2 separate regions of the Homo sapiens genome follow, and region 1 is linked to region 2. Evidence: chromatin contacts called from ENCODE Hi-C or POLR2A ChIA-PET data. All regions are on one chromosome and are shown on one strand. Each heading gives the region's core, a stretch centred on a gene start or an enhancer-like site at or near the end of the contact. The rest is flanking DNA. Distances are from core to core; before and after follow the strand shown. Region 1 overlaps WWOX (WW domain containing oxidoreductase). Region 2 holds the start of WWOX-AS1 (WWOX antisense RNA 1).

What was found. A loop is a pair of places that touch in the nucleus more often than their neighbours do. ChIA-PET counts read pairs that join two places held with the same protein, here RNA polymerase II (POLR2A). Pooled maps may share reads with other maps.
Region 1: a map of Calu3 shows a loop between it and region 2 (7-fold over the local background). The contact joins the enhancer-like site here to the promoter of WWOX-AS1 in region 2. A Hi-C loop is called at or near these places in 3 of 168 maps with a recorded cell type or tissue (Caco-2, Calu3 and HepG2) and 2 of 50 pooled maps. POLR2A ChIA-PET finds 5 or more read pairs at or near these places in 1 of 52 experiments (HepG2).

The regions. Positions count from the first base shown.
Region 1 is chr16:78,291,775-78,294,474 of GRCh38, reverse strand. The region is part of intron 5 of WWOX (WW domain containing oxidoreductase); the gene reads right to left. Among named protein-coding and RNA genes, the nearest start is that of WWOX-AS1, 51 kb to the right of the region's middle. Within about 2 kb of position 1,319, at least 4 of the 41 ENCODE cell types and tissues checked have a DNase peak (open chromatin) inside an H3K27ac peak, as active enhancers do.
Region 2 is chr16:78,240,309-78,243,008 of GRCh38, reverse strand. It overlaps WWOX-AS1 (WWOX antisense RNA 1), which reads left to right and starts at 1,258. Exons shown (of 4, transcript NR_184272.1): 1 at 1,258-1,811. All of the region lies in intron 5 of WWOX (WW domain containing oxidoreductase), which reads right to left. RefSeq lists a silencer at 2,143-2,437.

The DNA.
Region 1 (2,700 bases), core at 70-2,569, 51 kb before region 2:
ATACAGAACTTGTAGAACATGGCTCTTATAGAACAAGTAGAAGCCAGCAATATTGGAAAGAGGAGGTGTTGGTGGGTTCCAGGCAGTGGCAAGACCAGGAACAACATTTTTCTGAGTGGAAGGGGCTCATCAGTTGCAAGCTCTTCAACTCAAGAAATATGCACCAGTGCCTCTGCATCTGCAACCCCGGCACTGGGCTTGGCACAGAGATGTCAAGGCAGGTCCAGAGAAGAATCAACTGGACAGGTGGTTAGGAACTCGTGGAAGGAAGTCAGCTCTTGAGGCAGGGAGAATCCTTATGGCTCTATCTGAGCAACCCAGACAAGGAGAAAGGGGAGCTGTCCCACCCAGGGACCAGCAGCAGAGGACAAATGGGCAGAAGGCACAGCAAGGCTGTGTGGAAATCCAAATTGCTAAACACGAAGGGATCCGAAGAGGCCTGTGAATCACCTTTCAGGAAAGCCTTTTTTTTTTTTTTTTTTTTTTTTTTTTTTTTCTGAGACAGAGTCTCACTCTGTCGCCCAGGCTAGAGTGCAGTGATATGACATCGGCTCACTGCAACCTCTGCCTACCAGGGTTCAAGCAATTCTCCTGCCTCAGCCTCCTGAGCAGCTGGGATTAAAGTCACGTGACAACACACCTGGCTAATTTTTGTATTTTTAGTAGAGACAGGGTTTCACCATGTTGGCCAGTCTGGTCTGGAACTCCTGACCTCGTGATCTGCCAGCCTCGGCCTCTCAAAGTGCTGGGATTACAGGCCTGAGGCACCGCACCCAGCCACCTTTTAGGGAAGTCTTGAATGAAAACAAAGGTTTCTTTGTGCTTGGATGAAGTCCTACCAGAATTGACCGGATCAGACTGAAATGGAGATTCCACTTTATGACCTACTAAACAATTCTCCCACCAGCACGGGAGGGGAAAGAACCTCCAATTGCCCAGTTCCCGCTCAGAGGAGAAGACAAGTGATCCATAGAGCTTAGAACCACCGTAAGAAAGAGGGACGACATACAGGAGAGAAGAGAGGATGTGTAACCCAGCGAAATGATGCTAGGTTATCCCAGGGGATACAGAAGAGCAGGGACCATTTCTGTTTCTAAAGATGCCTGGACTCAGTTACAAAATCTGGCAGGAGAGAGTGCAAAGATAATCAACCCTTAATGCCTGCTTATTAAGCACCATCCAGCTCCCAGGGAGATTTACAAATATCCTCCTTGTTAATTCTTGCAACACCAAGAGGTAAATGTATAATCCCTGTTTGGCAGCTGAGTTAACTAGTGGCTCAAAGAGGTGTGGCCACTTGCCTGGAGCCACACAGCTAGAATGGAGGAGGAGGTGGCTTGTGTCCCAGCCTGATTCCAAAATCCAGGAAGAATATGATCTAAGTAGAGAGGCGAAAGAAAGGCTCAGATACCTTGGAGGCTAAAGTGGTTGACAGGTCAGGCCAAGAATGCTCCAAGAGCAAAGGACCAACAAGAAATGGTGACTTTTCCAGAGTCTGTTCAACAAGGGTGGGGAGGGGAGGTGTCTCCATGAGGCTGTGAAATTTCCTCACACTCTGGCAGAATACCTTTGGCCTGGATCACTGGCTTGAAGATTCTGATTTGGAATCCTCACCCTCCTAGCCCATCCTTGAATACCTTACAAAGTATTTTAATGAAGTGCACATTCAGCTCTACAAATAAGATCTGTGTGAATCTATTTGGCTCTTCTACGAAGCCCTCCAAACACTTTAGGGTAAGGGCAGCACATTTAAACTTAATGGAATTTCCTGCCTTATTTAGCAGTGCCAGAATTGCTCCAACATGTAAATAAATTTAGGAAGAGCTTTATTTTTCTTCCTTTTTTTTAAAAAAAAAAGATATAGAACATAATCTTTCAACTAAATCCTAATTTAAATATTCTAAGTCCGACAGATACTTATTTGGACCATAGAAATACTGCATGTGGGTGTAATGTGGATTGCATGCATAGCTATAAAAAATACTTGGCTCTGTTATTTTCTTAAAATTGCTGTGTTGTTACCATTTTTATTGGGTTAATTAAAAGACCATAAAAATCCATTCAAACATGTTTGGAAACAGATTTGCAAATTTCATAAAATGTGTTCAGTTGTTAGGCCAAAGATAAGAAAATGACAGACAGCTCTGTACTCATCACTTTGACGTATTCAATCTTTCATTCTTCTAACCAATACCCCTTACTATGGGCCACGCCTTAGGATAGGAGTTGCCCCTGCCCTCATGGCACCATCAGTCTGGTGAGAGACAGAAACTGAAGGACATCATGTAGATCAGAGGGTGGCAAACTTTTTCTGTAAAAAAACCTGAGGTTAATGAGCTGAGATTGCACCACTGCACTCCAGCCTGGACAATAGAATGACACTGTCTCAAGGGAAAAAAAAAAAAAAAAAAGGTAAAAATCATCCTCATCTCATAAGCCATACAAAAAACAGGTGTTTCACAGAATCTGACTTTGTTACACAGGGAAAGGTACCATCTTATGGTTGACCCAATATCCAGAAAAGATCAATCTGGGATTCCCAGATGCTAAGTCCACTGGGCTTCTCTATCAATCCCGAAGGCACAAAAGGGGAATTCCCTCCCTCAGCTGGCGGCCATCAGACCTCTCAGCTCACTGCAAAGATGGCTTCTTGCCTGGTTTCAAGGAGCGGTCTTTTGGTGACTTTCCCTGCTCCCTGGT
Region 2 (2,700 bases), core at 9-2,508:
TTTGAGACAGTCTCCCTCTGTTGCCCAGGCTGGAGTGCAGTGGTGCGATCTCAGTTCACTGCAACCTCCACCTCCCAGGTTCAAGCAATTCTCATGCCTCAGCCTCCCAAGTAGCTGGAATTACAGGCGCACACCACCATACCCAGCTAATTTTGTTATTTTTAGTAGAGATAGGGTTTCACCATGTTGGCCAGGCTGGTCTCGAACTCCTGACCTCAAGTGATCTGCCTGCCTCGGCCTCCCAAAGTGCTAGGATTACAGGCGTGAGCCACTGTGCCCGGCTGGCTTTCATATCTCTTATTCTTTCTGCTTCCGCTCTCTCCTGTCCCCTATTAGCCATGGGTTCCAGAGAGGAGAGAAGGCTCGGGAGAGCAGGGGACTCAGGAGGTCACCCTGCTACCCTCACCTTTTTAATAACCCTCCTCAAACCCTGGTTCCACGTCTCCCTCACTCAAGGATTTATGTCTCATTTTCAATGGAATGTTACATTTGGTCAGACCACGAAGAAAACTCCTCATTATAAACTAGGAAATGTGTGGAGAGAGAATTATTTACCCAAGGCAGTGCTCAATCAGTGTTGCCCGAATATTTATTTAGCCCACACACGGAGAAGTTGTGTTAATGTTTGCCAAAGAATGTAGCTTTATAAAGTAACTGGGTCAAAAAAGACAGCATATCATTTTACAAATAACTTTAAAATTGCTTAAGTTAAATAGCTGGGCTCTCTCAGGTTTGTCTTTTCAAAAACGCTGCAGAAACAATATCCAGAATTATGTCTAATAAAATACAGGTATTACAAAGTGGCTGTTTAGCCCATTAAAGAAAATGGAGAGTGAAATCTGAATTATTTCTACCCGAGGCAGAAGCAGACAAAGTTACCAAAATTATGTTAGGCCGACGTCGCAATTCTTCAAGTCTGCAGGGCGGCAAGGCTAACAGCTCCTGCACCAAGACTCTATTAGGAGAGCTGTATTTTTCAGTCAACAATGACAGGCATTCCATTTCTCAGCCTCAAATCTAGTGTAGCTATGGGGAATTCACCCAAAACATTTGCTTTTGCTTTATCAGTGGCATTTGTCTGCCTCAAAAGCCTTGTGAGGGAGAGGGCTACTACGTGACGCTGCCAGGCAATGCTGTTGGAGGCAGCTGATTTGATGGACAAGAAGGGGAGCAGTGACCACCTGGGTCACTCTGACTCCGCCCTCTCTGAGCCAAGTGAATCTGAGCAATGATGTCATAATAATCATCAATAGCAACAGTGGCTGCGCGTGAGGGGCGTGGTGGTTCACGCCTGTAATCCCAACACTTTGGGAAGCCGAGGTGGGCAGATCATTTGAGCTGAGGAGTTCAAGACCAGCCTGGACAACATGCTGAAACCCCATCTCTACTAAAACTACAAAGAATTAGCCAGGCATGGTAGCACATGCCTGTAGTCCCAGCCACTCAGGAGCCTAAGGCAGGAGAATTGCTTGAACTTCCCCAGCTTCAAGAGGAAGAGTCTGCAGTGAGCCGAGATGGCGCCACTGCACTCCAGCCTGGGTGACAAGAGTAAAACTCCCTCTCAAAACAAACAAACAAACCAAAAAAACAAATAGCAACAGCAACCACAATCATCATCACCATCAAGGCTGGAACAAGGATGAGGCAGGCAGGCTCTGATAGCAACAGGAGGAAGCAGACCAAGGAGGGAGAGAAAGGAAGGCAGAGAAGGGGAAAAAAAAACACAAATGATAATAATAGATGCTGACATTTACGGAGCACTTACTATGTGCTGGGAACCATGCTGACGGCACACCGAATCCACTGAACAGGTGGGTAAGTATCATGGGTCAATATCATTCTCATTTTAATGTTGACAGTCACAAGACTTTCATCTGTACAATGGGGGTACTGCTGGCTCCCAAGGCCAGTGTTGGTGGAATACAGTGAATAGAGGTGAGTACCGTGTGACAGGAGGCTGCATCAGTAAGCAGGGGCAGCCAGCCAGGTGAGGAACATGCCCACTGAGATGGAGGTCAGGACGTTGAGAGATCCCCAAATTGCAAGTTGTCATCCTGAGACAAGCGATACCTTGCTGGACACTAATTCATTCTTGGAGTCTCTCCCTCTCAGCCCTTTGGCTTCATGTTCTGGAGAGAATGACCAGAGAGACCCATTTACTCAACGCTTCTCAATGAGACAGGGATCTTCTAAAGGGCACTGTCTTATATAGATCCTTGCACCTGCAATACCTGCCTGGCCCAGCCTGGCCCTCGCAGGTTCTTGTGAAATATTTGCTTATGAGTAAGCAAATGCATAACACGAGACGGCTGCTCTGGAATGACAGTTGCGAACACAGGAGGCTGCTGAGACTTCCAGAGACTGTAGATAAAGAACAAAGACCCTGTGAAGTTCCTCCGGGAAACCAGATGTGGCAGTGTGCTAGGGCTGCCCTAGCGTATCAGCACAAGCTCAACAGAAACTGACTCTCACAGTTCAGGAGACCAGAAGTCTGAAACCAAGGTGTTGGCAGGGGTGACTCCTTGTGGAAACCGTGCCAGGTTTCTCTCCTCGTTTCTGGGGGCTGCCCATGACCGTGGCATCTCTTGGCTTGTAGACGCATCACTCCAATCTCTGCCTCTGACTTCACAGAGCCTTCTCCTCTGTGTCCTCTCCTCCTTTTTCTGTTTTGTCTTTTGGTGTTATTTTTTTTTTAAGAGA